Linked DNA regions of Homo sapiens: region 2 is linked to region 1. Evidence: read pairs that join two places in POLR2A ChIA-PET (ENCODE). Cell type or tissue: IMR-90. All regions are shown on one strand. Each heading gives the region's core, and the rest is flanking DNA. Links, peaks and the distances in the headings are about the cores only.

Evidence for each region. ChIA-PET counts read pairs that join two places held together with the same protein. Peaks named below come from ENCODE experiments on the same cell type or tissue, not always from the same donor. Only the 100,000 strongest peaks of a DNase experiment are listed, where the experiment ranks them.
Region 2: POLR2A ChIA-PET joins it to region 1 with 5 read pairs; 2 of 35 experiments call an interaction of 5 or more read pairs at or near these places.

What each region holds. Positions count from the first base shown.
Region 1 is chr5:27,469,850-27,475,242 of GRCh38, forward strand. It overlaps PURPL (p53 upregulated regulator of p53 levels), which reads left to right and starts at 2,443. Exons shown (of 5, transcript NR_038848.1): 1 at 2,443-2,670. RefSeq lists enhancers at 1,928-3,127, 2,134-2,653, 2,214-2,503 and a silencer at 2,708-2,915. In IMR-90, for the core only: no CTCF peak of the experiment used is centred there; no DNase peak of the experiment used is centred there; H3K4me3 peaks cover 2,013 bases.
Region 2 is chr5:27,277,046-27,282,438 of GRCh38, forward strand. No RefSeq gene overlaps it. Among named protein-coding and RNA genes, the nearest start is that of PURPL, 190 kb to the right of the region's middle. In IMR-90, for the core only: no CTCF peak of the experiment used is centred there; no DNase peak of the experiment used is centred there.

The DNA of each region.
Region 1 (5,393 bases), core at 120-5,119:
TATGATTAAGTAAAACTCAGTTGATTGATAGTATACTCAATTAAATTAAGAGCAATAAAATGCTGGTGTACCAAGGGGGTTGATAAATAACACCACTCTTGTATGCCCAAGTTCTTAATCAAATGAGAAACTGGATAAGAAACCAGTAAAGTTAAACCAGATTCTACATGATTAGTGCTTTCTTGTGGGGAAGGGAGCTTATAATGCTAGATTCCAGAATTGTTCAAGGGTGTTCTGTCTAAACAGATTCTTCCCCAGGAATAAGCTGTTTTACTATGGGCCAGAGGAAACAGCAGTGCATATGGCCTTTGAGAATCTCTTAGTTCCAAAGAAAAATAAAACAGAGAGTTGTATTCTTTATAAAGAATTTGTCTTCCTCAACTTATCAATTAACATTAACTCATCTACACATCATGAATAGAATGAAATTAGGAGTGGATAGGTAACAAAGTGTTACAGTGAGGAAGCATCAGTAATAGAGATAGAGCATTCTCTCTTCATGTGAGACAGTGCATCAATGAGGAGAAATCTATTGTATTAATATTACCTCCAAAAATGTTAAGATAATGTCATTAATTATTTCAATGGATGCTACAAAGCCCAGTATAATATGTAAAGATAAAATTGTATGAAATGTCTCAATTTTTATTAACTTGATCATGAAATTAAATAAAAGCAACTAAGTTGTAAAAAATTGGAAAGCCTGATACAAAATAATTTAAATGACATAATTCTATGTCTTCGAAAAAAATTAAAGTTTAAGAAATCAGTTAAGTATAAGTATTTATACAAAGTTTATAACCTGTCCTTATACCAGCAAAGTACTTAGAGAGTAAATGATAGATAACAATGTTTCATTATTGCAACAAAATGGAAGGAAGAAAACAATAAATAGAAAGGGTTCTATAAGACAAATACACGATCAAATGGAACAAAATTAAAGAGCTTTATTTTAATTATATATTTATATGTGTATAATAGGACAAGAAGACTAAATAAAATCTATATTTGTTTTCTTTATATGAACACTAAATAACAAATATTCTAAACCTGTCTATTAAAATTAATTTATTGTTTGGATAAAATTCTTTTTTATAGTAAGTGGAATATCAGAAAGCAGACTTAATAAAGTTATTTTAAAGTTAATCTCAAAAAATAAAAACAAAAGCAAAAATACAACCCTGAAATTCTGGTTCATCTTTGGCAGTGAAAGCTCCCCATAGTCCATCCATCCTACTAATTGTAACTATAAACTTTGAATACTTTTTTTTTTTTTGAGACGGTGTCTCACTCTGTCGCCCAGGTTGGAGTGCAGTGGCAAGATCTCGGCTCACTTCAACCTCTGCTGCCTGGGTTCAAGTGATTCTCCTGCCTCAGCCTCCTGAGTAGCTGGGATTACAGGCGCTTGCCACCGCGCCTGGCTAATTTTTGTAGTTTTTCTAAGTAGAGACGGGGAACTTTGGATACATTTTTTAGAGTAAAAAAAGTAAATTAAAAATACCCTAATTGAAAACTCTGAAAATAAACAAGTTAGTTTTTTTTAAGAGATGCCAAAATTTGAAAAAGCAACTGTTATTAAAGTGATTTGCATTATTTTTTTTTTCCTTGGGATATTTTTTCCCATTCACAGAGTGGAAAAGCATAGGTGACTACAAGTCTTGCTAGACACTCTGCTGTCAATTTGGCTAGGAAAAAAGCAAAAACAAAAACAAGTAATGGACATTCAGTAAATATTAGCAGAGACAAAGGAATGTTACAAAGGAAGCAAATGGAAATTTTTTAAATGAAAAATAAAATATCTGAAATTAAACATTTATTAAGTTCAACAGCAAAAAAAGAATAATAGTAGGAAAATATGTTGAACATAAAATAGTATGTCCAAAAAGCCAGATCTAACTTCTTATTGCCTACAAGGAATCAACTTTGAATATAAAGAAAATGGTACAAATTAATAGATCAATAGCCATTCCCCAATATAAAGAACACAGAACAATGAATGAGACTAAAGAGATACTTTGAAACAGAAAAATAAGGAAACCTCAAAACGTGAAGGACAATATTAAAAGGTCTAACGTATTTGTAATTTCGGTACCCAAAGTTAAAATTGGGGCATACTTCTAAATACCCAAAGACTTTCAAAATCTGCAGTACAGTCAATGACATACATTTACGAATGAAAGAAGCTCAGCAAATTCCAAATAGTGTAAGTGGGAGCAAAATGCCTAGGCAGATAAAAAGGGGTCCCTAGAGAATTTCTGGCCTTCTTCACAAGTGTTTACATTAGATGCTTTTGTGCAGATGAGGGAACCTGCCCAGGGCTTGTCTGGGCATGCCCACAGTGGACTGGAGCCTGACATGCTCACTGGGGCAAGTGGGTGGAGCCATGAGGAATTCATGCCTTGCAAAGGGGAGGAGCCTGCCCTCTTGAGCTCTTGTGGTGACCTGGGAATCAATGTGTGAGGTGGTGCTATGTAGCAGGAACCCCTCTTGCTTTGCAAATAGTTTTTTGTTTGTTTTCCTTTTTGCCCAATAGAGCCCTGCTCTACTGACCCTTCAATGTGCCCGTGTGCCTAAATATTCCTGGTCGTGTGAAAAGAACCCAGGTATTAGCTGAACTAAGGAGCACAATTCTGCAACATTTTGGCACCCAAACACGGGGCTTGAGAAATGGTGAGTAAGATGCGAACAAAAACGCCCCTTTTTTTCCTTTACCTTCTAAGCCTTTGTGTCGTCGGACTTTTTCTGAGAGTAGGGGAAATTGTACCTCCCTCCCCTCCACTCCTGTCTCTTCCAGCGGTCGGGAATATCAGCCTTTTCCTGTTTTTAAGGGATAGACAGGTGAACCAGAGGCTCCCTGCTCCCCTCTTAAGTTCCTCGCCCTGCTGGAGGAACCCATTTCCATAAGAATAAGATTTTCTTCCTGCAGGCATCTTTCCAACTCTGCACTTTAAACTTTTCTGCCTTTCTCTACCCTGCCAGCAGTTAACTTTTAAGTGAGAGTTTTGTTTTTTTTTTTTCCTTTTAGAAGACATTTTACTAGGCCAGGAATTATAAGGATCACTGTTTATATTCTCTGTAAAGTTTTAATTATTAAAAATGATTCATGAGGTTGATTTTAATCTGTAGCCAATCTAGTGTGCTTTGCATGGCTTTCTGTATGGTCAGTAGCAACTTTGCCGCAGGTCTCCATCTAGTTTTACGTCTTTCAAGTGTGACCTGTAACCTCATGGCAATGTTTCGTTTAGCCTCCACCATTTTACAGTGGCAGCTGGGTTCAATCCTGGCTTAAGGAATAAACTCCTTCTGATTTGATATCTGGATGACCTTTGCAATTTGTTGATTCTTTTCCCCTCAACAGCCTTGGATTTTTCTTTCCCTGAGCCTTTAGTAAAGTTTGAAAGCCAGAAATATTGGCTGCTCGGCATAACTAAAACCAGATAACAAGGGATTTAAAACAATTTTCTTAAAGAGCACACAGCTTAATTAAAAGTGTATATCCAAGTTATAGGCATATTTGAAAGGCCTTTATTTATTTAATTTTTTTCCCCCTTGGATTTTGTTTTGCTGGAAAAAGGGTTTTTTCTCAGTTGGCCGAATTCTTTTTCTCCATTTTGTCTTGCCACTCTTGATGCATGCACGTGAGGCTCTAAGGTAACTCTGGGGTGCATGGGACTCCTTGAGAAAAACAGAAGGCACCACTGACCCCTTTTTGGGAAGAAATCTGTTTTCCTCATGGAACCCCAGGAATTAAAAGCAGATAGATCCCTCTCAAAATCTGTTTTTGCTTCCCAATTATGCCTGTTTATTACGCCCTAGAAGCAGCATGTTTTCCTAGCCCTGTCTCTTAAAGGGATCCGCCTGGAGGACAATAATCCTATTAGGAGACTGGCAAATGAAAAACCTTGTGGCTGCTGAGTTTTCTTCTGCCTGGCTGTGTAGTTATATATGTGTTGTATTTGTGATGTTTATAAAAACAGCTCTAATTAATTGGCCTAAAGAAAAATAAGCACTTGGATCAAATATTTTTTAATGGAAAGATAAAAGCTGTGGTAGCTTTTAGTTCTCATGACTTTAATCTTTGAGAAATAAAAACAGCCTTAAAGATTATTTGGTGAAATGCATATGTCATCAAAATTTAAATAGGTGGACTAAATTATGCACGTCAGATACTAGGTTTGCTAAATGTTTTAAGGCTATAAAATGCTTTTTGAGAATGATTCAATTTGCTGGCTTCACAACTGGTAAGGCCCGGAGACATATGTTACTAACCACGCCCTTAGTTGTGCTGGAAGGAGTCAAACCTTGGCTGCCCCTAGCACATAATTAAAACAACTTACCAGGTTTTACTTTAAAGGTAAAAATTGCTAGGAGTTACCATTATAACATGTAATTGAGACCACTAAAAATATATTTACATTTGAGTTATGTGAGAACAGTAAAATATGTTTTTAGTAAAAGATTATAAGAAGGCATAGAAATGTAAAATTCTGCCTAAGGTTAAAAGATTGTTTTGAATTAAATAAGATAACAGTAAAAGTTCAAACAAGTTGTGGAAGGATTGCAAAAATTAACCTTGCAAAGGAAATCCCATGTGTGAACATATTGACTAAATTCAAAGAATATTATATGGTTTTTCTGTAAATTCAGCATTGAAATAAAAGCATAACAAGGCACTCTTAAAGCAGTAAGCTACTCTTCAGCAAAATTTGTAAAGTGTTATAACAGATTTTTGCTTTTAGAATTTCTGAGTCATCATTTTAGCAAAGTAAATAACATGGTAATCTGGAATCCTATTTCATAACATCAAGTATTTTAAATCCCTAACATACTTAACAGCCTTCCCAAAATCAAACTTCAGTTTCAAAATTGTCTTTCTTGATACCAGACTTTTGGATGCTACAGAGGACACCTGCAGCATCAAAAAAAGTAAGGTAAATGGATTATCTGGTATGTTTTAGGTACATGGGATTGACAAAACGGTGTTCAATCCTTTTTCGGTTGTATTTTTGTGAATAATACTAATAGTACTAATAATAATACTAATGTATAGTTCCAAACTTTTATGGGATTTAAAAAATTCTAATGTTTGAGCATATACTATCAATCATAATTATAGCTATTATGTTAAATTATTGTAAACCATGGAGATAACCAAATTTATTTGTCAATCATGTTTCTGACTGCAACTACCCTGGACATTTTGTTACTCACAAACCATTGTTGTCTTGTTTTGATCCTATCCTCTTCACATGATGTTTATAATCAGCTATGGAACTTTGACAGGTGTTCTCAAATGCAGGCTTCTGATAACTTTGGAGATTGTGACATTGGAATAAAGGAAAAACATACAGGGCTCATGAAAATTGAAATGTTCATGGATAGCAAGCAAAACA
Region 2 (5,393 bases), core at 55-5,054, 190 kb before region 1:
CAGTTTCCATACTAACAGCCAAGATATTGGCATGTAGTTACTTAGTGTGCTCTATATCTTTGAGATTGACTGAAGTCATAGTTTTAAGAATACAACTCTCAGTTACTCTTATTTAGGTCAATCTGGCACCCACTTAGTTTTTGGTTTTGATGTTGCTATTACATGTAAGTAGAACTTGACAGGTTGTCTATACATTTTCATACTGGAGACATCGATGACTAACCCCAGATAACCTTTAATTCAAACCACTTCAATTATACTATGGCCAAACAACCTATGTGGAAATCATGACCATACGGCCAATAATAGTGGATGCTTCTACTTGGTCTCTGTTTCTCAGCAGTCTTATAGATGCAGTCTAAAGTCAAACAGATTTATTCTCAAGCAAGAGACTTGGAAGGAGGTGGTATTGCAAAAGGAATTAAGTTTCATTTTTTTCAGGTAGAATGTATTACCCCTTATGCTATTTAAAAATTTAGTAAATAAACTTGGTACGGGTTCTAGGTTTTACATGTGAGACTGAAGAGTTGACAAACATATAGGCCATATTTGCAGAGTCTTCATTATAATCATTATTTAGTACAGGTAAATTATTTTGTATTTATGAATGTGTGATGTGGTGGTAACTTCTAGAGCCCAGTGTCTGGTTCCTCTCTCCTTTCAGGCACTTGAGAGTACAATGTCTAGCCCCTTTGAGTTAAGCAGGGCTTTGGAGTCCAGTTCTAGCCTTTGGGCTTTGAGTGACACATAACGTTTCCTGAAGTACTTCATTGTAGGAGAATTCTTGCCCCACTGGGACAACCCCTGAAGCCTTCTGTTGAAATGGTGCCATTTTAAGAAGGTAGAGTCTGCATTAGCTTATTATCTTCTGTCATGAGCAGAAGCCCTGCTCTGCCTTGAAAACATAATGAGCCAGACAAAAAAGTTGTTGAAATTTTGTACTAAATTTTATGACAGCATAGCCTGACCACCCTAGTTAATTGAGAATTGTGGTTAATTGGTAGCCATCTGCAGAAAATCATGCTAGATCAATAAGGTAAAATTGAATTTTAAATGAATTAATGGGAGGCCAGGTAACAGGATCGAGAAAGGGTATGAATTGTGGAAATTCCAGAGGGCTTTGCACATAGAAGCAAAAACCCTTTATAACACTAATAGTCTGAATGTACACTATATTAAAAGCAATAAAGTACTGTTTCTTTACTTCTTGAAATATTCTTTCACAATGCTTTTCATGGAGTTTGGAATAAAATATCAGACTATTTTGTCTTTCTTGGCTTCTTGAAGGTGGCAGGACTTACTTTCCCAACAAGACAAAAATTGGAATGAGGTGGAAGATTATTTAAAAGAAAATAGCAAGTTATTAGAAAGAAAGAACTGACAGATGCTTGGGGGCTGGGGGTGGGTGAAATTCAACAGAAGTCCACAGTATACAGTCTGTATTTGGAAATTGGGAATAGATGACTTCAATGTCATCAGCACAGAATGGTGCACATATGGCATTAGGCATGAACTTGCTAAATTCAATGTAAAGAGACTTTTCTAATACACCCAAAAATTTTTTCTTCAGTAGAGAATGTTGTTAAAATTTTTATGACATTTTTAAAATGGCATAAATTAGATGAGCAGAACAATAAACTACTTCCAAGACAATTTCTTTTAAAGATGACTCTAATTTTATAGGTTTATTTTCTCTTCAAGATTTCTTATTATTGCAAGCATTTGTATTTTTCATTGGTAAATTGAATAAAGTTAAAATATCCATTTTAGAATTCATGGGTGCAATAATATCAAAGTACACAGTGGTGTACTTTGATAAGGCCCAAATATTGAATGCCATCATTATTAAAATATTTTCTTGCTTGTTTTCTCCATGTTATATTTCAAGAGGGCTAGTGTTCTTGCTAATCATTATATATTGAGGTTGTTTGCCATTGTCTTATGCGTTTCTCACTATTTTTATATCCCTCGCTTTATTAAAGGTTTACAGCAGGAAAAACTGAAACACTGAAAGTAGATGGAATAAATTTTTTAAAAATATTCCCTAAGTTTCTGTTTTCAATACTTAATACTCAAAATATAATGCAAACTACCTCATAAAACTTTGAGCATACTACATCACAAATAAAGTAACTTAACTGAGTGGATTCACAGTGCTTTACAAGGTATCTAAATAGACAAGTCACTCTTTTTCACAATGAGTGTGGAGTTTTATTTTGTTCCATGGACGAGGGGACTCATATTCTAGTGTAACTTCTAAAATCATTTGGACCTTACCAAAATGTTACCTAAATTTAAAAATCTGTAAGATGAGCCCCAATTTTTCTAAATTTCCATTTATGGTTTAGAGTTATAGGTGTTATTTATTTATACTGAATTTGATTAATTATTACCCATTATGCAAACAAGATGGCAAATAATTAGAAAATTTGCACGATAGTTCTGATTCCTGAAGAAGCTGATAAATAACAAGTAAAAAGATTGTATTAGTCATAATTGGACTAATGGATGAAAATGTATTGAATATGTCTTTAAAATTACACTACTTCATTTTGTTCTGGCCTCTAGAACACTACACGAAGTTTACACTACTAATGAAAATCTACTGCCAAAAAGTGACAGCTATAGGAAAATTATATTGCAGGTTCCTTTGAAGTCTATGAAGTTTCTGAGAAATGGATCTTGTCTTACACTTACAGGTTACTTACTTAGACTTAACACCTTAGAGACATTGTTTACATTAATCTAGTATGGCTAGGCCTGTTATAAAATAGGTGCCACCTCTCTATGGTAGCTAAATGTACAATGTGCTGATTTCTATAATAATACACTTATTTTTAAAACTAGTACTTAGCTTTAATTTACATTCTATTAAATTATATTTCTTGAGAAGACAGAATATTGCACAGTTGTTATTTTTTAGCTGTCATTTTGTTCCCTACAGTCTTGGTCTTACCCATAATAATGCATTAGTTTTACAATTAATTATTACAAATAAACTCATACTTTATTGTCCATATACTGTTGCCAACAACAATAAAAGTGTTGTTTTCAGGTCTGAATTACTAGAAATCTCCTGAAATATATATTTTTAAAGTATATAGCATGTTGTTTTTCTACCAATTATGTCGTTTTTTGTTTTGTTTTGTTGTGTTTTTTTGAGACAGAGTCTTGCTCTGTCACCCAGGCCGGAGTGCAGTGGTGTGATTTCGGCTCACTGCAAGCTCTGCCTCCTGGGTTCGCATCATTCTCCTGCCTCAGCCTCCCAAGTAGCTGGGACTACAGGCACCAGCCACCACGCCCAGCTAATTTTTTGTATTTTTTGTAGAGATGGGGTTTCACCGTGTTAGCCAGGATGGTCTCGAACTCCTGACCTCCTGACCTTGTGATCCACCCACCTTGGCCTCCCAAAGTGCTGGGATTACAGGTGTGAGCCACCGCGCCCAGCCTTATCTAGTTTTAACATCTCTTACTCCCTTCAAATTTCACTTTTATCTGTCTGTGATCAGGTCAAAATTATATCTTTAGTATATGCTTGGATATTTCATATAAATGGAATCATGATACTTTCTCATTCTATTTTTTACACATCTGTTATTTGGCATTATTTATGTAGCCCTTCTGTGTAGTTATGCAGCATGCATGCACACAGGCAAACACACATTCAGACATACTCACATAGATACACATACACACAAACATAATCTAAGCCTTCATATTTCCTGAGTAAATATTTATTCCCTAAAGTTGCATATTTGGTTAACTCCTTTTTTTTTTTTAGTTTGAGACAGGGTCTCACTCTGTTGCCCAGGATGGAGTACAGTGGCACAATCATAGCTTTCTTTAACCTCTAACTTTTTTGGGCTCAAGTGATCCTCCCACCTCAACCTTCAGAGTAGCTATGACTACAAGCGCAGGCCACCAAGCCTGGATAATTTAACAGAAAATTTATTTTTTGTTGATACAGGATCTCTCCCTGTGGTGCCTAGGTTGGTTTAAAACTCTTGGCCTCAAGCGATCCTCCCACCTTGAATTCCCAAAGCAAGGTAAGACTTTTTTCTTATATAATAGGCAAAGTTGGGCAATATAGCCAGTGATTTGGCTGAAATAGACTTTCCAACCGTGTCCTAGTAAGTTTTCAAAAAATATATAACAACTTCCAACCAAACATGCTCAAATTGTATTGCATTTTATACTCTGTGAAAGCTTGTCACTATCACCTTAATGTGATTTTTTTCTGTATATAGTGAAAGAGTAATCAGATGTTTTAAAAGTTCAGTTATGTGTTTACTATTTCCCCATTGAACAAAGTGTTCCTTATTCCTTAGATTAATTTATATTTAGTCTCACCACTATGACTACTTAGCGTCTCATCCTCTCTGTTGAAATACTTCAATTCAACAAATATTGAATGAGTAGGCTTACTATGAAAAACAATTACTATTCTAGGTGTTAGTATGCTGGACAATAAATATACATATAAATGTATGCAGAGAGGGTATATATGCTGTGTAAATAAATAGAGCAAATTAAGGGGTATTTGAAAGGCAGATATCTTGTTGGGTAAAATTTCAATTGAAGTGGTCAGAGTTGGACTTAGTGAAAAGGTAGAACCTGAATAAGAACTTGATGTGAGAGCCACTAGTAAAGCAGTATTTTTCTATAGCAAATTTGATAAAATTTGATAATGTTATTTACCTTAATATCCCAAGACTTTTATGATACATTTCAAATTATTTTGACTAGTGCAAAAACATTATTTATGACCAGGTTCATGGTAGCACATCTTTTGCCATTTCTGTGCAATGCCTCTATTGACTGCTACTTGGATGTCAAATGTTATTGTAAACCTCTGTCCCTGGCTAGAAGTTTTCTCATTTGTTCAGGAGTATGCTCCACTCTCACCAAGTCTTCATTGGGAGAACTCCTATACATCTATGAATGCGCTCAGGTCTTTGGAAAGACATCCTACATCTGACAATCTAAATTTTCCTCTGAACTATCATATGATTCAATCCAAGTCTCCATCTTGGAGCTTATTATATGGCGTAGTAATTACAAATAATTTAATCGCTTATCTTCCTCACTGAACCGTGAGTTCTTTTTGTTTGTTTGTTTGTTTTTTGACGCGGAGTCTTGCTCTGTCGCCCAGGCTGGAGTGCAGTGGCGCAATCTCGGCTCACTGCAAGCTCTACCTCCCAGGTTCACGCCGTTCTCCTGTCTCAGCCTACTGAGTAGCTGGGACTACAGGCGCCCGCCACCACGCCCGCCCGGCTAAATTTTGTATTTTTAGTAGAGACGGGGTTTCCCTGTGTTAACCAGGATGGTCTTGATCTTCTGACCTCGTGATCCACCCGCCTCGGCCTCCCAAAGTGTTGGGATTACAGGCGTGA